3 separate regions of the Mus musculus genome follow, and regions 1 and 2 are each linked to region 3. Evidence: chromatin loops called from intact Hi-C (ENCODE). Cell type or tissue: left cerebral cortex. All regions are shown on one strand.

The links. Peaks named below come from ENCODE experiments on the same cell type or tissue, not always from the same donor. Only the 100,000 strongest peaks of a DNase experiment are listed, where the experiment ranks them.
Region 1: it touches region 3 in a loop (3-fold over the local background); 10 of 42 quality-filtered maps call a loop at or near these places.
Region 2: it touches region 3 in a loop (4-fold over the local background); 14 of 42 quality-filtered maps call a loop at or near these places.

What each region holds. Positions count from the first base shown.
Region 1 is chr11:32,514,242-32,522,241 of GRCm38, forward strand. It overlaps Ubtd2 (ubiquitin domain containing 2), which reads left to right. Exons shown (of 3, transcript NM_173784.4): 3 at 1,849-4,468. The coding sequence ends at 2,246. Among named protein-coding and RNA genes, the nearest start is that of Efcab9, 9.3 kb to the right of the region's middle. In left cerebral cortex, CTCF peaks have their summits at 833 (motif pointing right) and 3,106; DNase peaks (open chromatin) are centred at 1,961 and 3,230; H3K27ac peaks cover 583 bases.
Region 2 is chr11:32,529,347-32,537,346 of GRCm38, forward strand. Stk10 (serine/threonine kinase 10) reads left to right here and starts at 3,920. Exons shown (of 19, transcript NM_009288.2): 1 at 3,920-4,213. The coding sequence starts at 4,058. It also overlaps a transcript of Efcab9 not described here. In left cerebral cortex, CTCF peaks have their summits at 993 (motif pointing right) and 3,989; DNase peaks (open chromatin) are centred at 2,878, 2,949, 3,842, 4,749 and 1 more place; H3K4me3 peaks cover 2,784 bases; H3K27ac peaks cover 1,034 bases.
Region 3 is chr11:32,452,047-32,460,046 of GRCm38, forward strand. Ubtd2 (ubiquitin domain containing 2) reads left to right here and starts at 3,324. Exons shown (of 3, transcript NM_173784.4): 1 at 3,324-3,500. The coding sequence starts at 3,431. In left cerebral cortex, CTCF peaks have their summits at 3,494 (motif pointing right) and 3,693; DNase peaks (open chromatin) are centred at 1,527, 2,036, 3,002, 3,853 and 3 more places; H3K4me3 peaks cover 2,875 bases; H3K27ac peaks cover 2,622 bases.

The DNA of each region.
Region 1 (8,000 bases), 62 kb after region 3:
AGCCTCAAATTATTGCTCTCTTCATAATTCACCCTTCCAAGTGCTGGGGTTACAGTATAAGCTTCCATGCCCAGTTCCATACCATCTTGGGTACTACAAGTCCTCCATTATCTGCTCAGGTCTTAAACATTTGTTAAGGTTTGTATCTTCATGCCCCGCTTTGGGTGTGCTAATGTACATGGTCTTGTAGTTTCAGACACCATTGTTTGCTGCTGCATGTGGGGCAGCCAGCTTTATAGATTAACCTTAATGTGATGCTCATTGGATCTGAGATCATTTTGTTGATTCTTCAGATTTTCTAGGTCAAGACCCCTTTGGGGACATATATCAAATATCCTGGTATCAGATATATTACAATTAATAACAGTAGCAAAAATCTGAAGAAGCAACAAAAATTATTTTATTGTTTAGGGGGGTCACAACAACATGAGAAACTGGATTAAAGGTCACAGCATTAGGAAGGTTGAGAACCACTGGCCTAGAAAAGCTACTAGTAAAGACATTTCTGTTCTTTCCTTCCTAATCTGTCTTGCACTAGCCTAGTTCCTAATCTTAATGAGAAATTTAACCTTTAAGTTTAGTGTTACAGGATTTTTTTTTAACTTTTTTTTTTTTTCAAGACAGGGTTTCTCTGTATAGCCCTGGTTGTCCTGGAACTCACTTTGTAGACCAGGCTGGCCTCGAACTCAGAAATCCACCTGCCTTTGCCTCCCGAGTGCTGGGATTAAAGGTGTGCACCACCATGCCCGGCTCTTTTTTTTTTTTTTTTTTTTTTTTTTTGTAGGTACGTTGTCGCTGTCTTCAGACACACCAGAAGAGGGCATCAAATCCCATTACAGATGGTTGTAAGCCACCACCATGGCTGGAACCTCTGGAAGAGCAGTCAGTGCTCTTAACCACTAAGCCATCTCTCCAGCCCCCTAAAACTGTTCTTTATGAAGCTAAGAGGTAGTATTGCTGAGAGTTTTTATCAAGAAGTACTAGATTTTGCCAAGTGGGTTTTTTTGCTTATGATACTTTTTTGCTTAACCTAATGCTATGAATTAGCAAATATCTAAAGATTGAGCCAGTCTTGAATACTTAGAATTAATTTTGACTTGAGAGTGGTATGTAATGTTTTTTAAGTGTTGTATTTGACTTACCTCATATTTTGTTGAAGATATTGCAGTCTTTTCTTGAGATTAGCCTTTAGAGGTGTTTTGTGTTGTGTTGTTTTGTACCTGTAGCATTAAGGTACAAAACATTAAGGTTTCTCTGTATAGCCCTGGCTGTCCTGGAACTCACTTTGTAGACCAGGCTGGCCTCGAACTCAGAAATCCACCTGCCTCTGCCTCCCAAGTGCTGGGATTAAAGGCGTGCGCCACCACCGTCCGGCTGCTTTCTGTTTTAAAAAGTTATTAGTTACTGAATCAGTTTCTGTTGATAAGACCTACTCAGATTGCCTCTACATTTGTAAGCTTTGTCAGATAATGTTTTTCAGAGAATTGTTTCATCTAGTGGATCAAATTTGTAGGCATGGGGGTATTCATAGTATTTTTTACGATTCTTTTAATGTCGATACATGTGTAGCTGCACCTGATGCACAGTCCCGCATGTGGTTTCTTTTGTTCCCACTGCTGGAAGCACAGGCGTTTTCTTCTGTTTGCAGGGAGGGAGTAAGGATCCACGGTGATAAACTGGCAGGGCCCCATGTCTGCCAGAGTCCTCTTAGAGCTTTTGTCTTGGCTTTCCTGCTCTGATTCCCTAGCAGCGTACCTGTCGGAGTTTCTGATGAGAGAGATAAAGCTGACAGCACTGAGTAGAGAGAAGCACACTCACTGAAACTGTCCCTGTCCCCTCTCTCTGCAGGTGCACTGACAGAGTGCTACGATGAGCTGGGGAACCGGTACCAGCTGCCAGTCTATTGCCTGGCACCACCAATCAACATGATAGAGGAAAAGAGTGACATAGAGACTCTTGATATTCCTGAGCCACCTCCCAATTCTGGACACGAATCTCAGCTCCGCCTGCGGCTCTCCACAGGCAAAGACCTCAGGCTCGTGGTCCGCAGCACAGACACAGTGTTTCACATGAAGAGGCGCTTACACGCCACAGAGGGCGTGGAGCCAGGCAGCCAGCGCTGGTTCTTCTCTGGCAGGCCTCTCACGGATAAGATGAAGCTGGAGGAGCTGAAGATCCCCAAGGACTATGTGGTGCAGGTTATAGTGAGCCAGCCTGTGCAAACCCCAACACCAGTGGAGAACTGAGCTGGACTTGCCTTCTTCCAAGATCCCGTGGCTCCTTTTTATTGTTACCATTTCTTACTCTTAAGGCGTGAAATTTATTTTCACTGCTCTGAATTCCCTATGAATGGATTTAGTTCTGAGGAATTACCAGTGAAAAATTCCATCTGTGATGGAGACCAACAAAAATAATAAAACACACAGAGCCAGCCTCTGATACTCTTATAATTACAATTTCTAATTTGAAAGACAGTTAAGAAATAGATAACCATTTATTTTAAAACATTTATCAACTGTGTAATGGCTGTATTTAAATGATCTCGAATGTAAACAGACACCAGACCCATCAAAAACAGCACCAAGCACCTTTTGGACACAGAATTTTTATGACATACATGTCAAATTTTTTTTTTTCCAGAACCATCAATAACAGTTACAAAACCTAATCTTTTTTTTCTTTTAAAGTGGAACCTAAAAGAGCATAGAGTTTTGCTTCTCTTCTGGGTTTGTAGTCCTACCCACCAGGAGGCAGTGAGACTGGGAGTTGTCAGTGTTCCTTCCCCTCCCACCAAGTTCTGCTCCCTGTTGACATGCACTCAGTCCTGTGGCCGTCATGCTGGCAGCGGGCACCCTCTGGCGCCCTGAGCAGCACGTTAGTAAGTAGTTAGAGCTTGTATTCTCAGTTGAGAAGTTTCTAGTCTTGCTTCATAGTAATCTTAACATATCTGTGGACCCAGGCTTGACAGCTAGCTACTATGTGATGTCTTTGCTGACCCTGATGCTCTGCGTGACCATTTCTGTAGCTTCCTGGCCCCGCCTATATATTCCTGGGCCAGGCAAGACAGAAATGGAGTATAGCTGCTTCCAGTCCAGAATGAAAAGCAATCTTCTCCTTCCTGCCTGCAGGGAATGTGAGTAAAACCCTCTCTGCCTGTTCCTGGGAAAACTGTGCCTATTCTAAGCCTTGGAGAAAATTCCAATTCAAAATGTTCGTGTGTGATAGCTAACTAGTGTCATTTAAACTGCATTGGTGGGAACAGATGGTAGCGCCTGGCTCAGACTGGAGTGCTTTCACTTAACTCTGACTCCAGTCACTGTGGTGGCAGGGTTCCTCCCACACCTTCCCAACAAAGGTGAATTAACCTCCATCTGCACACTGGGCTAAGGGACTGAACATAGTAAATCAGGCTCACCTTCTCTGGAGAAAGCTGCCAAGGGTTATATTTAATCTGGAGCCTTTTAAAAGCTGTTTTTGCCAGGCATGTTGTACCTGCCTTTAATCCTGGGCCTTGAGAGGTAGAAAGAGGCAGATCTCAGAATTTGAGACCAGCCTGGAATACACAGCTAGTTCTAGGCCAGCCAGAGCTACTTAGTGAGACTGTGTCTTAAAAAAAAAAGTTGGTTCCCTGAGAAGGGGACTATCATGTGACCACACTGTCTCTGAAAGTTTGTGAGATGTGAACAGTAGATGAAAGAAGGGTCTGTGCTTTTCTCAGTCAGGAAATACCAAACCTCCTATTCGGATATAAAATGCCATTCATAATTTTAGTGGCAGAATGAAACCTCTAAGCAGTTTAAAATGTAATTTTTAAGTATTAAATTTCTTATAGCCTGTTTAAATATATCTATAATTATAACTTACATTTCTGAGAACTTTAACCATTTCCCTAATTCTGTTCATCATTTAGTTTGTGATTGTATCTAATTTAGATTTGGTGGTGACTGATCTAAATTCAGAAGTGCACACACAGCTTTAGCAACCAAGGATGCCCACATTTCCATGTGGAGGCTCTAGGGTATTCCAGTGCATCTCCCTCCCACCATCAAGAAGGTTGGTTCATTTGTCATATTGAATAACAGTATCTCAAAGTCCGTCAGTTGGAAAAGTGGTTAAACCTATTATTTTTCTAAAGGAAATTTGATGGTGTCATGAATAACCTGATTGTTAAAAGGTCTTGTTTCTTGAGGGTTTGTCCTAAGAGATTTGTGGGGTCTTTTGGTTTTTGTTTGTTTGTTTGTTTGTTTAAATTTTAAAGGAACATATACTTTGAATAACAATCCTCCAGGCATGGTGAGAAAAAAACCTAGGTGCTGGAAATTGTCAATAGGTTAATAACCTAGGTGAGAAAAAAACATGGTGCTGGTAATTGTCAATAGGTCGATGTAAGATTGGATCAATACTTGATGTGTATCATTTTAGTATGTAGGGGTTTTGTGCTTTTTTTAAAAAAAAAAATTCAACTTTTCTCTTTGTCTTTGCCATTATTTCTCTATACAGCGACAGTTTCCTGCATCCTATAGGAAAGTGTGAAGTGTTCTCTCTAAAACCGGTAGTGACCACCAAACCTAAGCTCTGCTCCACCACATACTGCAGGTCACTTAGAGGTGTGCCTCACCAGCACTGCTGCCTTGGTCTAAAATAGGTTCACCATGGCTCAGTCGCTACTACTTGCTGTGCTGCCAAGGCAACACTGGATTCCAACACTCAGCCAGTTGGGCCAAACTGGGGAGCTCCAGTTTCAGTGAGCGACCCGCCTTGAGAGGAATGACACCCAGTGTCATCTCTGGCCTCTGCATTCACATACTCAAACAATGGTGTATATATCTTACTTTGTGTGTATTGTGCTAATTTTTCAAGTTTTTCATAGTCAAACCTTTTAAGTCTCATCAGGTGTGGTTGTGCTCATCTCTAATCCTAGCACTTGGTGGGTAGAGGCAATCTGAATTGGAGGGCAGCCTGCTCTGCCTGTGGCGTTCCCAGCCAGCCAGGGCCTAAGAAGGGAGTTCCTCTCTTTAACAACACATCATCTGTTGGACTTTTTATGGCCTCTGGGTTTCTTAAAGGGCCTTCCCTATTCCAAAGGATACTAGCCTCTCATTTAGTTTTCTTTCACTAACTACTTCATTGTTTTCTGGAGCTTATGAGTGTGAAAAGATTAGACCATGGCCCCTTTTCCTGAAGCTGCTTGATAATTTTTATCTTTTTCGTGGTGGTGGAAAGGTAGCCTTCTTAGCAAATGGGCATCACTCAGCTGGTCTGACCCTGTGCATTTTTCTTAGAAAGGGAATCCAGCTGATAGCATCTTTGGAGATGGCTAGTATCCTGTGACTGCCCTTGGGGTCTCTTATGATAGGACCTGTTAGACTGTCATCTCTAGTTCTGTGACAGGAGCCTGGGTAACTTGTCAGAGGTTGGACACAGTTGACTTGGCCTTACTTAGTCTGAAGTGTGAGGTCTAGGATGGGGAGAACACATGAGAACCAAGCACTAGGGGAAGAGGTGACTGCTTTGCTTAGCTAATGCCCCTCAAAGTTCCTTCTAACAGACAGTGATGTGGAAGAATCTGCCTGTGGACCTGGGCTAAAACCTTTACCAGGCCAGAGAGTCTCACCCATAGTGTCCCCCTGCCCCTCCCCATTGCCTGTGCTCTAGAACACTCATGTGACTAGGAACTTGTAATGCAGTCTGAAAACTGCAGACTCAGAGCACCGATATACACAGCATGGAGCCCAGGGCCTCACAAGTATCACACTGACGGCTGAACGGCTCTCCAAGCCCTGCGCATTCGCTGCTAATTTTTTTTAAGTCACTAGGGAAAAAAAAAAAGCTGGAGCTGGAGAGATGGCTCAGCGGCTAAGAGCACTGACTGCTCTTCCTGAGGTCCTGAGTTCAAATCCCAGCACCCACATGGTGGCTCACAACCATCTGTAATGGGGTCTGATGCCCTCTTCTGATGTGTCTGAAGACAGCTACAGTACACTCATGTACATAAAATAAATAAATTTGATTAAAAACAACAACAACTTGGAACTCTTTATAAAACAAAAAGCTTGTTCTTGCAGAGGACCCAGGTTTGATTCCTAGCACCAGCATGGTAGTTCACAACTCTCTGTGACTCTTCTCAGTGCTGTCTTTTGACCTCTGAGGGCAGCCTGCAATCACACAGTGTGCAGTCATATATGCTTAAGCAAACACATTACTCAAGCACATGAAATATATAAATCTAAAATAAAATGCTCTATAGCAAAGCAAACTCAGATTGGTTATTTTCTTTGTATTTCTAGTCCCAACACAAACTAGATTTGTTTGACTGGTTTGTTTGAATTTTAGTTTTTACACAGATTCTCATTTATAAATTATAATTCCTGACTCCCTTCTAGAACTACCAGGAGTTTTGTGCCTTGAGACAGTTCTTGCTACAAAGCCCAAGATGCCCTCCTAATCAATCTATGTCTTCAGCCCTTGGGTGCTGCAAACACACAATTGCCATTGACCCATCATGAAGATGCTTAAAAAAGGAATGTTTTAAATTTTGATGGGTTGTCAAGATAGCTTAGCACTTGCCCCAAAAACTAACTAACCCTTGTAACACACAAGAAGGATCAGAACCAACTACAACTCCACATGTATATAACACACACTGAGTGCTTCCACAGAAATTTGATGCTGGGGCTGGAGAGATGGCTCAGCGGTTAAGAGCACTGACTGGTCCTGAGTTCAAATCCCAGCAACTACATAATGGCTCACAACCACCCATAATGAGATCTGATGCCCTCTTCTGGGGTGTACTCACATAAAGATAAATAAATCCTTTTAAAAAAAAAAAGAAAAAAAATCTGATTCTGATGTTCTGTTCATTAAAGCTTTACAGTGCCGCCCGACTCCCATGGGAAAAAAGACAGGTTAAGTACTCTCTCGAGCTCTCCCGCCCCCTCCCTCACCTCCATTCTGAGTAAAGGATATAGTGCTGTGTCTGCTCTGGGAGCCGTTATCCTTTACTCAAGATGCTCAATACCGTCTGGGACCATCAAAGGCCTCTGGAGCGTTTTCCCAAAGAATCACACCTAGACCCTAAAGCTGCCCCCTGACAGAAGCCATCTAGTCTCAAAGAGAACTAACACTTGTAACATAAGCTCAGTGGTGAGGCCTTTCTGCTTGGCCAGTCTCTGGCTGTCATTTTTCACTTTGGAGTGCCAGCCTGCACAGAGTGTCCCTGGCTACCTGGCACAGACACTGTAGTAACCACAGACTGTTGTTAATGTTGGAAGGGCATAGGGACTGATGAGGTTGCTTGCAATTCCCCCAAAGCAATACCTTTATCTCTATAGAAGGGATTGAAATGACCAGTTCTACCTGGGATTTGGTTTTTCCTGGTTCCCTTCTCACTGTGGTACCATGGCAAGAAGCACCTACTGCCAGTTGCATTTATCTTATTCACAAACCTGTTAGCCAAATCCCCCATTTGTTAATGAGGCTTTACAATAAATAGCTGGATTTCATGGTTCCCAGTTTGACTTGCAGATAAGGGTCTTGGGTGAGCTGTTTCTTCATACATTGGTGGCATACCAGGTTTGATTATGTTATTGAGTATCAGGTCAGTGGTATTGGGGACCCTCAAAGTCTCTGGTTGTCTTGAGGTCAATTAGAATGTTATAAATGTTAGGTCCTAGGTAAAATAATGCTACCTGGATATCCTGCCGTTATAAGGAAACTTTTTAATGCCAGGATTGTTTACATATTTGATTATGTTCCGTGCCCTTGAAAACCAATCGCAGTAGAAGTCAGTGGAACTGTTTTGTATGCCCACAATAAGATTGGACCTGAACTAACTACCCAACAGCACTTCCTGCACCTATGTATAAGCTTTTATGGTATCTGCCTTTATAAGCTGCCCCTAGGATGGACCCCAACATAAGAGAGACACCTGCATCTATTTAAAATAAGACTTCCATTTTGAGGAGGGGGTCTAGTAAAGTTTAAGTTCCCAAGACCTCCCT
Region 2 (8,000 bases), 77 kb after region 3:
ATGCATACATATGCACATAGATGTACACATAGATGTGTGCATACACACTGTTCTATCTAACCTTATAAATCATGGGGCCCTCTGATGTTATTACTGATTGGTTAAAACACCAGACAACACCCTGAACTTATGACTTGTGTGTGCCAAGAGTGAAGTAGTCTTGTGAGACAGATCCTTTGGCCTTAGGCTTGGTGAAGAATGGAAAGTCATCTGTAGGAAAGTGTGGCAGGAGGTCAGAAAGGATTTCAGTTGATTCTTAGCATCTCTGTGCCTTTGCTCAGATAGAGGAAGGAGATGGGGACCCATTGAATGAAGGGCAAGAAAGTGACGAATTTTGAGGTCAGATGTCCTCAACTCCATCATTTCCATATGTCAGCTTTATTCATAATAACCAAATGGATAAATCCCAAACCCAGCTGTCTGTCCCTCAATGGTTGATGGACAGTGTATTAATGTAGAATATGGGCGAGCCATGGATTCATTCAACATGATGAATATCAGAAATGTGTTGAGTTAAAAGAAGCTAAGCACAAGCCACTGTGTGGTTCGTGGCTGAGCACTTGCCTAGCATGAGCAAGGGTCTGGCATTAATCTCCAGCGCTGGAAAGATAAATTTGAAAGGAGAGGGTATGGGAGTTGCCTGGAGAGGCAATGGAGATGTTTCTCTATCCTGACTGTGGGACAACCCAGTCCTGGCAAAACTCCCTAACAGAGAATCTTAAGGGAGAACATTCCTGCTGATAGAAATGAAACCTCAAAGAACTTGATTCGTGTTCTTTTGAGACAGGCTTTCACTATGTAACTCTGGCTGGTCTGGAAGTTGATATATAGGGCAGGTTGGCCTTGAACTCAGAGAGTCACTTGCCTCTGGTTCCTGAATGCTGGGATCAAAGATATGTGCCACCATGCCTGCCCTAAATTGAATTTTCCCCCCTTAAGTGTTTTTGCTTGCATGTATTTCTGTGCACTACCCTCATGCAGTGCCTTGGAAGGTCAGAAGAGGGCTTCAGGTCACATGAAACTGGAGTGACAGATGACCTTGCACTGCCACCTGGGTACTGGGAATTGAATCTTCCTCTGGAAGAGCAACCATTGAGGAGACATCACTCCAGCACTTTAAGTTGATTTTTTTTTGGGGGGGGGGGGTGTTCGAGACAGGGTTTCTCTGTATAGCCCTGGTTGTCCTGGAATTCACTTTGTAGACCAGGCTGGCCTTGAACTCAGAAATCTGCCTGCCTCTGCCTCCCAAGTGCTGGGATCAAAGGCATACGCCACCATCGCCAGGCGAGGGGAAAAACTTTTTTAAGTTAAAAACTTTGGCTCACCTTGGGGGTGTAGTTCCATCACAGAGCATGTTTCCTCTGTACAAGAACCTGGGCTCAACCCTCAGTAGCAGGGAAACACCATACTCATATAAACATAAAAGCAGCCCAGATCACATCAATAGTACACAAAGATAACATGTTTAAAAAGTGAGGTGGCTCAGCAGAGCCTGGAGGTCTGAGTTAATAATTCTGAGTTAATCCTGAGGACCCACATGGTGGCAGGAATGAACCAATTTCTGTAAGTGGTCCTCAGACCTCAACATGTGAACCCATACACTGGAAAAAACACACACACTCACACAGAAATAAACAATAAAATTCCTAGATGCAAAAAGACAGGAAATTTATTGTTTTTTAATGGCCAAGGAAAGAACAGAATGGTAGGAAGATGCTGTAGGGCCCCAATTTGACCTTTAATTCCCAGCATTAGGGAGGCAGGGGCAGGAGGAGTTCTGTGAGGCCAGCCTCAAGTAACAGGACAGCCAGGACTACATAGAGTAACCCTGTCTCAAACAAAATATCGCTCCCCTTCCACTCCTGCCAAATCCAATAACACAAAAAAGTGGTCAGCATCTCAAAGACACTGAAAGGCTGTAATAAAACTGCAAACTTAGACTCTTTCATTGAGATAAACACATCAAAGGCACTATTTATCGATCTTACTCTTTTTTGGTGGTGGTGGTGTTTTTTTTTGTTGTTGTTGTTGTTGGTGGTGGTTTTTTGGTTTTTTGTTTTGTTTTGTTTTGTTTTGAGGCAGGGTTTCTCTGTGTAGTTCTGGCTGTCCTGGAACTCACTTTGTAGACCAGGCTGGCCTCAAACTCAGAAATCCGCCTGCCTCTGCCTCCCAAATGCTGGGATTAAAGGCATGCGCCACCATGCCCAGCTTGATCTTACTAATTTCTATTTTAAGTTGTTCCAGAAAGTAGGGTGGGGGGAAGGCACAGCCCTTCATTCACTAGATTAGTGTGAGGCTCTGTAGCCAGAGACAGTTGAGGAAAGAAACCCCGATTTAACAGAAGTTTCAAAGCAGCTTTGGTTCTGTTGAGCCTCCTTTTAACTCCAGCTACATAAGTTACACGCCCCCCACCCAAACACCTTACAAAACAAAAGTCACTCGTGATTTGGGGCAAGTTTCCGGAGTTGTGGAACTGTCCCTTTACGCCCCCACCCCCACCCCCTGCCACTGAGACCCAGCATTTTCACCACCAGAGTGAGATTCCTCATGGCTCTTTCCAGTCAGTCCCCGTGTCTGGGAGCAACTCCACAGCGTTGCCTTTTCTGGACCGGTCATAAAAATGCAGTCATACCTCGTGCGATCTTTGGGTCTGGCTTCTTTCATGTAGCAGGACATTTTTAACGGACCTTTCCATTTTTATCCTTACTTTGTTTTCTTTTGGAACTCCTGGAAATGGTTAGCGCATTCTGACCCTCTGTCCACCCGGTATAGCTGCACAGACTTCAGCAGGTCCCGCTCAACCGAGTGACAGATGTACACTTTGGCTGGTCCACAGGCTGACTCAACAAGAACAGTTTTGCATGACATTTTCTTCTTTTAATTATAAATTTTCCCCGCACTCATTTTGTGGTGGGAACAATTGGAACTGGAGCAACTTTTATTCCGGACGTCCTTAGCACACACAACCCTCTCCGCGCCTAGTATTCACTCTCCAGCCGGCTTTTCGAATGGGGGAACAGCATTTGGCGCGAGACTCTAGGGATATTTTCGAAGAGTCCGGACGAAGGGGACCAACAATTAAAACGCTTTCTCGAGTTAAGAGTGCCCGAGTGTGAGACACTCTTGTTCAGGATGGGAGGGTCTCCAGCATAGATTCTGCAGCTGCCCAGCCCCCAGCACAATCACTAGAACCCACGTTCTGATACCAAGCAAAGACGCTGTGCAAGATGCGGGACGCCCGCAGCCAAGGTAGAGAGGGATGAGGACCAGGATATAGGAGCACCATCCCAGAGATGACTCCGCTTTTATCTCTAATGGGGCTTTTTAATTCGCAAAATAACTAGAAAGTTTTACTTAATAAGGAATATATTTGCTAACCTACCATGAAGCCTAAAGGTCCTAAAGGGACTCTCGTTTCATGTCCAGCGTCCCGGCCGTTTGTGGCTGGCGGAGGCGGGGAAAGTCCGGATGGGCGTAAGCGCGGGGCTCTGCTTTCTGCGGGGCTCAGAGGCAGCACGAGACCTGCCTAGGAAGTGTGGCGAAAGCCACCTGGGACCGCGTGAACTTTGAGGCAAAGAGCACCGAGGACTGGGGTGAGTCCCGGGGCGAGGGGTGCGGGCATCTCGCGCGGGAAGCTGGCGAACCAAGCCTCAGCGGGAGAGTTCTGTGCGCTGATGCACCCACTCGGCACCGACGGCGGTTGAAAGACACCAGCTGAACCCCGGAGGTTTGGGGTTCCGGGAGGCGCAGCGGGCCCAGGGGCCGGCCACCCGGCGGACTACAGTCTCCAGAGTGCCCCGCGGCGCGGGCGGAGCCGCGAGCTCCCGCAGCCAATTGAGGGGTCTCGGGGCGCCGCAGAGCAGGTGGAGCCGGCGGGGACAGGCGCGCGCGCGGGTGCCGGGCGTCCTGCAGGCGGGTCTAGGAGGGGGCGGGGCGGGGCGGGCGGGCCGCGGTTCCTGCAGCTCCCTGTGGCCGCTGGCGCACTCGGCGGGTGCTGCGCTGCGAGGAGGGCGGCTCTCCGAAGCCGCGGGTCCTGTCGTCGCGCTCCTCATCCAGCATGGCTTTCGCCAATTTCCGCCGCATCTTGCGGTTATCCACCTTCGAGAAGAGAAAGTCCCGTGAATATGAGCACGTCCGCCGGGACCTGGACCCCAACGATGTATGGGAGATCGTGGGCGAGCTGGGAGACGGCGCCTTCGGCAAAGTCTACAAGGTGAGAGTTCCGATTGCTGAGCCTACCAGGTCCTGCGAGCCCCTGACCCCCACTCCCACCCCCCGCACAGCTGCTTCTGAGCACTTCCTGTGTGCCCTGTACAGGGCACAAAGGGACGTTTGTAGGATCGAGGCATCCCAGGGGGCTACCGGAGGCATCCCCAGGATCACGGTGATAGGGACACATCTTTTAAAGAGGGACTATACCGATGTTGTGGGAATATTCAGGCTCTGGGCTGTGCCTGCAAGGGTTGGGAGTTGAGGACACTTCTGAAGATGAGCCTACGATCGGTACTGGGGAGGTCAGAAGGGCCCTGGAGTAAGTGAGGACAGGCTTGGGATTAGAAGGCTCAACGGAAAGCGAGGACAGGGTCCTGTGAATGCAGCTGCAGGGCACAGATTTGGCTTCTAGTCGCCTGAGTCACCAGAGGCTCCCTGTCTGCAGTTACCTCTCCCCTGGAGGAAGACAGGCTGAGGAGGAGTGGGTGGGGCATAGATGATTCCATATAGACACGTGTGCAGACGGACAGCTCCTGGGGTTTGGTCCTCTGAGCCAATTCTGAGTGCCTGGGTTGTTGTTCAAAGTACCTAACTCATCTTGACTCCACCCTTTCTCATTTCCTCCTCCTCAACACCCTCCCCCTCCCCCGGCTTCCCCAACCAGGCTGCTCAGGCTGGTCTCCCAGATCTACTTGCCTCAGTCTCTGGAGTAGCTTGGACTGTAGGTTTGGCCACTACAGCATAGCATCCCCTACTTTTATTGGGAGACTCCCATAGTTCAGCTGTCTTAGCTGCCCTCCAAAGCCATATGTCATTGTCCTTGGGGCTTTGGTAGTTAGAGGCCTCACTGACCCTTTCAGGATGCTGGACCCCAGAAAGGGCTTTTCCAGTTCCCCAAGTCGGGCCATGCTCCCTTTGACTTGAAATTGATATGCTAGCGTTGGTCTGCTTCTCGCCCCAGAAGTGTGCTCCCTAGGAAAGATGCTATAGCATCCTTGGGAAGCTTGTAAGGAACTAAGACTCTCAGCTGGGCGTGGTGGTGCACACCTTCAATTCCTGCAGAGGCAGGCAGATCTGAGTCTGAGGCTAGCCTAATCTACAGAGTGAGTCCAGGACAGCCAGGGCCACACAGAAAAAAACCCTGACTCAGGGTGACACAAACAGAAAACCAAAGCAAACAGAAAGAAGCTTAAGACTCGGGCCCCACTCAGCACTCAGATTATAGTGCTCCAGCAGCTTGGAGCAGTAGCAGTTTGGAGGCCAGTCAGACCCTTGGAGACCTCCTCTCTGAGTTGTACTTCCTGTGGGAGGGCTGAGGAACCCCCACTAGGGCAAAGTTCCCCAGTGGGAGAGTCAAGCAGAGGTCACCTGGCCTTCCAACTGAATGGAACACTTTGGCTGAGGGGTTTCTCCATATTTGAGGGCTACCGGGCCAGTCTACCCTTTCATCGGTCCTCCAGGCCTTGCTCCTCTGCTGCATTCTAGTGATGTCAGGAAATGGTCCCCAGCCTCTCTCTCAGTCAGCTCTCTCTGATGCTGCCTGCTCCTGCAGAGGTGCCTTGACCGCCGTGAGAGCCCCCAGCCTGACTCACCGTCTCTAATGTTCAGCCATTTTTCCGTCCGTGCATGCTCTTGGCTCTCCATAATTTTTTTTTTCTCTCTTAGGGACTTTGAGTCACCTTCTTGTGTACCTACTATGTGATGCTCTCAATTGTCACTTCAGATCCTTCTCCATTGTTTACAAGTTTCCTGTAAAGCCTCCTGCTAGACTGCAGGACCTCATCTGTCTCTAGTTTGCCCTCCGTCCCCAAATGCCCTGTTCTGGATTTCTGTGGTTCATTTTTTATTTAAACTTTAGTGCAGAACTTTGCTTTCTAAAAGGCAAGACTCTCCATTGTCTTTTCTGCTTGCTGGGTAAAACTCTGCTCTCCGGTCACCCACTATTTTGTTGGTTCCTGGACAGTCTGTCAGGGTTGGTGATGGGTTGCACGGACAAAGATGGCCCCCTGCGGGCTGGAGAGATGGCTCAGCGGTTAAGAGCACTGACTGCTCTTCCAGCGTCCTGAGTTCAAATCCCAGCAACCACATGGTGGCTCACAACCATCTGTAATGAGATCTGACTCCCTCTTCTGGAGTGACTGAAGACAGTTACAGTGTACTTACATATAAAAAGCAAAAACAAAAACAAAAAACCCAGCTGGCCCCCTGAGACTATAAAGGAGCAGAGACACCTCTGTTGACGCAGTGCTGTGCCTTGCATGCAGCTCATTCTTTGGGTGTTTGTGGTGATGCTCGCATTGTGTGTATAGAAATGTGACGTGTGGTGGCTTGGGATGTCTGAGGAGGATGACAGGTGACTCTCACTGTTAGGTAACTACTAGGAGGTGCTCTCTAGTGTTATTTTAGAACACATTTGAACATTTTAAAGTTTCCCACAGAGCATCCTACTAGGCTGGCCGCAGCTCATCTGTCTTTAGTTTGCCCTCTCTTGACTAAGTATCTTTTCATTTTGTGTTTAAGGGTTTTGTTTTGCTTGTTTTGCTTTGTTTTTGTTGAGACAGGATTTTCTGTGTGGTCTTGGCCGCCCTGGAACTCACTCTGTAGAGGGGGCTGGCCTTGAACTCAGATATCTGCCTACCTTTTCCGAGTGCTGGGATTAAAGGCGTGTGCTGCCACCACCTGACAAGTTTTGTTTTTGTTTTTTGGTATTTTTGTGCCCATAAGTGTGCAGGTGCCCACGCACACTTGTGTGAAGGGTAGAGGTTGACATTGGGTTTCTTCGTTAATCACTCTCCACAGCATTTTTTGAGACAGGGTCTCTACTGAGCCTGGAGCGCACAGATTGAGCTAACTACCTGGTCTGAGAGCCCCAAGGATCTTCCTGGCTCTACCTCCTGGACTTTGGGATTACAGGCTTTGTACTGCCATGGCTGGTACTGGGATCTGGACTCAGGCTTTTTCTTGTGAGGCAAGCTCTTATCAATGGAGTCATCTTCCCAGCTATTCATTATGTGGTATGTTTGTTCAACATGGCTCTGGAAAGAATAGGTTGATACCATACATATGTGATCTATGCCTAAACACACTGTGGAGCCCAGGCTGTCTGTGATTATGTAAGCACAAGCTGAATCTCTCCAGCCCGCAGAATCCCGGATGATGATGCATTTGTCAGGTGTGCCCGCATTATTGAGTGACATATGTCCGTGTTGTCACCTTGACCTTCTTCTCATGTGTTATGCGTTTTAACCGAAGTTCATTCCTGCCAGTCCTCAGCCCTCCTGGAGGACTTCCATAGGCTTTTTTCTTTTTTTTAAACTAAAACCTCTCAAATCAAAGGCCATGACCTCTAGCTACTGTCTGGTTCATTGGCCTGGATTTTCTGTGTAATCTTGGCTGTCCTGGAAGTCGTCTGTAAAGGAGGCTGACCTCACACTCAGATACTCGCCTGCCTCTGCCTCCTGAGTGCTGGGATTAGAGGAGTGCACCCGCCCTCCACGCCTCCCCTCTGCTTTCTGACAAGTCTTTCTTTGTCTGTCTGCCTGAGCCTGGAGAGAAGGGGGCTGATTTAGTCCAGCCATCCTCACTCCATTCTTGTGTGATGCAAAGTTGGTTCTGAAAGAAAATCATTTCTGGCTCATTACTCGAATTCAAAATGAGGCTCATGGGTGACATGTTTTCAGAGTTCTTGTCGTGAGCAGTCATTTCTGTGAGATGGGGCAGAGGGGAGAGGAAGTGTTTAGTTCTACAGTGGAAGGCACTGTCCTCAGCACAGTCTGGTGCAGAGGGTG
Region 3 (8,000 bases):
GCCCAGAATAAACAAAACAAGCTTAGAAAAGAACAAGCCATGTGCAATAATAGCAAATATAAGTAGTTCCAGCTCCCCTGGAAGCTGGGGGCTGGGGTGGCCTGGGGGTGGGGCCAGGGATGGGGCTATGATGATTTGTGCCCAGGAATCTGAGGTTAGCCTGAGAAACATGAGACTGAAAGACCCGCATCTCAAGAGAGAGAGAGAGAGAGAGAGAGAGAGAGAGAGAGAAAAGGAACAAATCTAAAACTTACTGTAGAGCTACAGTAACAAAGTCCACCAAACTTGAATAATCATGGCATAAAGATCAATGACTTAAAACCTAGAGCTCAGGGCTGGTTGCGGGCTACAAGGGTAGATAGTGTCCAAAACAGCAACAATTGTGAGGCCAGGAAAAAAAATACCCTTCTAACACATATGGCTATGGATTAAATTTGTTTGTTTGTTTTTCGAGACAGGGTTTCTCTGTGTAGCCCTGGCTGTCCTGGAACTCACTCTGTAGACCAGGCTGGCCTCGAACTCAGAAATCCTCCTGAGTCTGCCTCCCGAGTGCTGGGGTTAAAGGCATATGCCACCACTGCCCAGTTGGATTTAATTTTTAAATTTTTATTACTTTGAAAAATCGTAGGGGAAGTGTATATTGTACATTGTTTCTGAAAGTTATTACAGAAGGTTATTAGGTGTGTGTGTGCTGTGTACATTGCTTGTGTGTGCACATGAAGGACAGAGGTTGACATTGGGTGTCTTTCCTCCATTGCTAATCACCTTTTTTTTTTTGGTCTCGGCATCAAGATTGGCCCCGACCGGCACTCACATGTACCCGCCCCACACAAAACTCAGTGGACAACCCTTAAGAAATGACATCCAAGGTTGTTTTCTAGCCTCCACAGACATTCACATACACATGAATAAACACACACACACACAGTTGGGCATAATGGTTCATGCCATTAATTCCAGCATTCAGCAGAAAAGAGGAAGGCAGATCTCTGTGAGGGTGAGGTCAAAGCTATATAGTGAGACCATCTCAAAGAAAAGGGAAAGGGAGAGTATATATAGCAATAATTTATCTACAGATAATCATATATATATATATATACATATATAATCATAGAGATATAAATGTATGAACATGTTTCTTAAGTGTTAGATTGGGCAAGCAATGAATTTAGATAGGTGAGGCTAGATATGGAGTAAACAGAGGAGTTAATACGGTGCCCCTACAGAACTTGGAGTATTACTTGTTGGCCCTGTTTTACCGGCAAGAAGAAACCTGGGCTCTACAAAAAGTTAAAGTCATACAGGGAATACAAGATGGAAGCCAGATTCCAACCCAGGAAGTTAATAGCAGATCTGGGGCTGAGTTACAGCTACATGACTCTGCTCCTGGGAACATGTGTCTCTGTTCTAAGATGCAGGCAGGATGGCGAGCAAGCACTGCTAAGAATCTTTCCACTAGATTGCTCTCTCTTGCTGGCGCCAGTGTACTGCTCAGCAGAAAGCCCTTAGCATTTGGGTGCCTACCATCTGTTTAATAGACATCGTACAAGTCTTGGTTGCTGCAATTTCTGGAGTGAAATTCAGGACAAAGCAATCTCTTTGCAAATTCTCAGACAGCCTCTCTCCTTCAGGGAAGAGATAAAGTGACTAGTATCTGACAACGTGAGCATTCAGCTGGGAAGGATCAGATAGACGGCTCTGTGACACGGCTGTTACCAAGCCCTTATGGAAAAGCAAGCTCTGAAAATCCGTAACAACATCTAACTGTATACTGCTTATTTTTTTCAGAGCTCAGGCCTACAGTGACGGTAAAGCTAATCCTTCAAGCATTAAGACAAAATAGTGGACTTCTATTTCAGAGCCATTTCTGTGTTTTCATATAAACCCAGAGCTTTGTTTGTTTAACCCAAATTTTTGCCTGCCTAGCAAATGAATACCAGGCCGCAAATTTTAATTTGGACTTTTTCTGAAAGCTAGACTCCCAGATGTGAAATAACCCCACTCAAATGGTAGGAACATTTTTAAAGCTGTTGATTGGCACTGCCAAACCTTTGCAAAAAGATTGAACCAATTTACACTCCCACCAGCAGTGCATGAGAATACATTTAAATGCAAATCCTAAGAAGCAGACTGTCTCTTTCTTAGGTATTTCACTTAAAAAAAATTTTTTTTTTAATGCTAAGCAAAAGCTGACCCAGGGTTTTATAAAAGGAAAGTCTGGCATAAAAGTGGAACAGCTTAGGCAAAAAAAAAAAAAAAAAAAAAGAAAAAAAAATGCTTTCAAAGACCCAAGCACCCAAGCAGGCCGATAAAAATGTTAAGGCGCCACAGCAAGGAGCACAACTCCAAAGGGGCCATTAACAGTTTGGCTTAGGTTGGGATGGTAACCGCCAAGAATGTTGGGCGTGGTCAATGTACCAAATTCTAGTTTATAAAATGCAGAGTATTAATATTAATACTTCACTTTGTTCTAAAGACGACTTAAGATGTCTAATGCCAGGATCTAGAGTGGTAGTATTGTCGGTAAAGCGAAGCCTGTGGGAACGATACACACACCCGTGCCCCTTCGCTCCCCGCACGGGACAACAGGCCTGCACAATCAGAGAGCACCTCTACCAAGCGGGCGCAGTGATGGCAGGGGCTGCGGACCTGGGGTAAGGGAAACCCAGACTCGGTGGCCAGCTCGCTGCTTTCCACAAATTCAAGGGGTGCAGGGACTTGCGGTCAGGCTAACCCCTCTAAGCACGCCCAGCCCGTCTACGACCCAGAGTCTCCTACGACTCCTCGGTACCCTCTCCCACCGGCCACACCAGAAGGAGCCCCACCTCGTCCTCAAGTAAGGACGAGCTGGCCACTTCGTCCTTACTTGAGTCCTCCCCCTTCTTTCCGGCCCACCTCCGCTTGCCCCCTACTCTCCCGGCCTCGGGCGCTCGTCTCCACTCGGTTCTGCTCGGTATTCTCCGCCCCCTCGGTGCATGCAGCCAATCAGAGCGCGGCCCCGCCCCTCGAGGCCGTTCCAGCGGGCCGGCCGAGTGCAAGCCGAGCCCGGCTGAGGGTGGCGCCGCGGGCGGGGGCGATGGGGCCTGGCAGCCGGGTGGCGGCGGCGGCAGTGGTGGGGCTTGCCTAGACGCGGGGGCGCGGGGAAGTGAGGGGCGAGCGGGCGCTGCGGCCCGCCCGGGATGGGCCAAGCCCGGCCTGGCGGGGCCGAGCGGGAGCCGAGGAAGGCACGCGGGCCGGGCCTGCGGGCCAGGCGGCCGGGGGGCTGAGGTAGAAGTGGGCGCGGAGGAAGGGGCTGGGCGAGGCGGTGGGAGGAGCGGCGAGGGGGCGGAGGCTGAGCGGCGAGAGAGCGGCGCCTGGCCCGAGGCGGCGACGCGGGAGCAGGCTGAGGCGGCGGCCGGGACGAGCGCCCTGAGGTGGCGGCCGCGGCCCCATGGGCGGGTGCGTGGGCGCCCAGCACGACTCTTCGGGCAGCCTCAACGAGAACTCGGACGGCACGGGAGGTAGGTGGCGCCAGGGGGCAGCCGCGGCCCCCCATTGTTCGCGGCGGCGGCCACCTGTCCCGACCCCGCGCCCCTTTGTCGTTTCTGCTCTGCGTCGGCCCCGCCACGCGCTTCGGGCCCCACGCGGGACCGCGGGCCTAGGCCTGGATTGGGGGGTACTCTAGCTGGGAGGACAACTCGGCTGCCGGATTGCGGCTCGTGGGGCCGGGGAGGGGGACAGCCGGGAGTGCCCCCGACGGGCCCCGCCGCACCCCCAGCCCTTCCCGCGTCGGCAGAGTTGGCCGGGCTCAGCTTTCCTGAGTTTCGGATGACAGCTGCCCCGGTTGGTTCCAGTTTCTGGAGCTGGGTTGGGGAAGTCTCCAAGTGGCCATGGGCAGTGTTTTATGGAGGAGGGGGGAGACGATCGGCCCGAGGAAAACGTGGCTCTCTGCTGCTGCCAGGGGCGTTAGCCCAATGTGCCGTCGGGGCGCACTCGTCAAATTCCGATGTGTCTTACGTAAAAGGAAAACGTGCAGGATAGAAAGTACCCCAGTATAAGATTAGTGCTTTGAGTAAAAGTTTTTCCAACGCGACTCGCACTTCTGGGTTACCGTAACCGTGATGAGAGGTCTCTTAATTCCATTCGTAGTCGTTGTAGAGGGATAGGAGTGGTAAGATTGACTCTGCTTTTATTGACCTTAAAAGTGCGGAGCCCATCCAGTATATAGAGTGTGTAGAAGTTCGAACCTTGTAGAAAAGAGCCACCAACCAGGGATAACATGATTTGATTCGAACCTTGTATTGGGTGCCTTCAAATCGGGTGCATATTTTAAAGTTGTTTAGTTGCATGAGAATAGGCACATCTTTTCACACCTTGAGACGACTCTTAGGCACCCAACTTTTGTACAAGACATTTCCCTTTTTACGTGATGTTTTAGCCGTTCCACTTCACTAAAATCTCTGTCACTAAATGTTGGGCAAGTTATTTGAGAACTCAGTGAAAACTGTCGTGAAAAAGTAGTCCATGGAAATGCTCCTTTGTAGTGGATTTCACGTCACAGCCTATTTACTTGGTGAGGTCCTTTTGACAACAAAGCCCAAGTGTAGAAAGGGCGTGATACCACTGGGCTGAGGGCAGATCAGTGATCAGATGGTACCAGTTAAGCATGCTAGTACTTACTAGCATTCAGTATAACTTTGACATATGTTAAAATTATAATATTCCTTTAAGATTGAGCCTTTTGGCAGTGCAACTTAGGATCCAATCACAGTATTAGCATGAGCTTTTAGAAGCATGAAATCCTAGCTTTAGATAATTTCTACCAGTAGCCTACAGTTAGATAGCTCTAATATCTGTTTCTTTCAACATTTAAGTTTTCTGGACCATAATCTGCAGTTTTTCTAAAGAGAAGTTTTAAAAGAGGGAGTACCCCGTCTTTTTCTTCTGGGGAAAGGACACGGGATAGCCCTGATGTAGCTGGCAGAAGACGGGTCTGTAGGGGATAAAAGAATTCTTTCTGGAATTTAATTTTGGAAGCCTTTGTTCTCCATTACTGTCATGAGAGGTAAGAGCTAACTGGAGCCAGCAACTCTGAAGGCTGGAGCTAGATGATCTTAAGCTCCAGGCCAGACCTGGCTGCATAGCAAAACTGTGTTACCAAAAAAACAACAAAAAGTTACTGTAATATGTGTTTCAGTTTAACATGTTAGCAGTTCTTTTTTGTTGTTGTTGTTTGAAAGGGAATGACTTTTTTCCTAAGGGTGTTAGCAAAGATCTTAGCTTTTCAAACATCAGCAGTTTTAATCTGGTTATATTGATTTTTATCAACATGGAGTATAATGCAGCCTTCAGATGTATTTCATGATGGTTAACATTCATAGTGCTATGTGAGCACCACCATTTTAGAATGACCCTAGCCTTTCCAAGTCAGCTGGCTCATAATAGATATAATCTGAAATACTTGGATATTGTATTTTCCTTTTCCTTCTGGATCCAAGTATTTTTAATGTGAGTATAAAATATCCAAAAAAAAAGTCATCTTAGGTAGATTACTTCTGTGAAAGAATTTGGAGAATTCTTACAGAACATTATAACACTATGGTGATGGCTTAATTTTCACACTAAGACTTGTGTTTGAGTTTTTTGGTTTGGTTTGGTTTGGTTTGGTTTGGTTTGGTTTTTTGAGACAGGGTTTCTCTGTATAGCCCTGGCTGTCCTGGAACTCACTTTGTAGATCAGGCTGATCTTGAACTCAGAAATCCGCCTGCCTCTGCCTCCTGAGTGCTGGGATTATAATTTTTTTTAAAGATTTATTTATTTATTGTATGTAAGTACACTGTAGCTGTCCTCAGACACTCCAGAAGAGGGCATCAGATTTCGTTATGGATGGTTGTGAGCCACCATGTGGTTGCTGGGATTTGAACTCGGGACCTTCGGAAGAGCAGTCGGCGCTCTTAACCACTGAGCCATCTTGCCAGCCCCGAGTGCTGGGATTAAAGGCGTACACCACACTGTTTGAGTTTTTTATGCTATCTAGAGTTCTTCTGGTCTACCTTATCTAGAATTCAGGTTTGGGTTTTAAGGTACATAGGCTTTTTTTGTGTGTGTGTGCCGAATTTGAAACAAGACAGGTCTTATAGATTCAAGATTAGCTAATGTACTCCCCACACTTTCATTTCCTTGAGTCTTCCATGGTTGAGGCATTTTTAAATAGCGTATTCTCTATGGTTCTCTTTTTAATAACATTGTGAAGCTGGACTTGGTACTTAAGACCTGTAGACAAGGGGTAAGGGTATGTGTGTGTTGCAAATATAAATGGAGGACAGACAGTTTTTGGTTCTCTTCTTCTACCATGTTGGTCCCAGGGATTGAACTCTGGAGCCTTTATTCTGGTCCCTTTATGATTTTTTAGAAATAAATATTTAAGGAGAGCATCAATACAATTAATTGGAAACAAGCCAGTGTGCTTATTTTTTAAGTTTATCTCTTTAGTGAGCTCTTTAGTGACACCCAAGAGAACCAGTTCTGGTATTTGCAGGTTCCTAGGTTCTCAGGAAGCTAGGCAAGTGCTGGACATGTGTTGCCTTAATCACTACTTCAGGATGTCTTTGCATCGTTATGGAGTTCTTTCAGATACCCATTTATAGCAGCCTTACAGACACCTACTCAGTGAGTAACAGTGTCTTTGGAATTATAAAATCTACTGTATTTATCTGGTATTTATTATGTAACGAGTCCTGTGCTAAGGGGTTAATAGATGCATTGAGTCTACAATTCTTTGAGATGAATATCAGTCAACCTATATTGTAGGTGAAGATTGAAGCCTGAAGAAACTAAATAATGTCCTCCATGTCATATAGAATGCTTAGAATGGCAGTGAGAGTTTTTTATTCAGGACTGAAATTAAAAAAGCTTTCCTCCTTTTCTTGTTTTATTTAAGAAACTACCATAAAATGTGGTATTAACCTTTTTTGTTGTTTGTTTTTGTTACTGTTATTAAAGACAAGGTCTGTCTGTGTAGCCCTGGCTCTCCTGACTCTGTAAACCAGGCTGGCCTCAAACTCAGAGATCCGCCTGCCTCTGCCTCCTGGGTGCTAGATGCAGTGTGCCACCACATGTTGATAACTATTTTGAATGCAGTTCAATGTTCTATAACTGTCATCACCATCCACATCCACATTTCTTTTCTTCAGAGGCTATGTCTCTCTCTTCTCAGTCTCTTAATGCACCTTTTTTTTTTTTAAATGATGTTTACCTGTTCAGAATGTTTCATATAAATGGAATCTCATAGTAGTCTTTCCTTTGTGGTTTATTTCACCTAACATAATCTTTCTGGGCTCATCTAATAGCAGGTGTCAGTATTTAATCTTTTTATGATTGAATAATATCCTGTTGTAAGTGTGTATACATTTCTCTTACCTAGCTGCCTCTTGCTTTATATTTGAGTTGTTTCTACATTTTGGTGCAAATAATAAATTTGTGAGCTTCAGTTGCATAAACATATATTTTCATTTCTTTTAAAAAAAAATACCTAGAAGTAGAACTGTTGGGGAATTATGACGATTCTACTTATCTTTTTGAGGACCTGCCAGACTTTTTTATAGAGCCCATACTTGTCTTACATTCCTACCTGAAATCTCTCTGCAATTTCTCTCCCTCCTCACCAGCACTTGTTATTTTCCATTTTTCAGGACATCGCAACTCTAGAGGTTTTGAAATGCCATGTCCTTCAGGTTTGGTTTGAATTCCCTGATGAGTTCTGCTATTTGGTATCTTTTTATGTACTTGATAGCCATGCATATACTTTTGGGGAAAGTGTCTACCCAAGCCTTTGGCTCTGATGCTGGGATCTTTATGTCAAATACATCCGTGCAAATGTTTTTCCCATACTGTGGATGATCTTTTCATTTTCTGGATAGTTCTTATTTGTTTTGTTTTTTGGGTTTTTTTTTTTTGTACAATTGTCTGTAATTTTAATAAAGTCCAATTAATTTTCTTTTATGGCTAACGCTTCCTCTTTG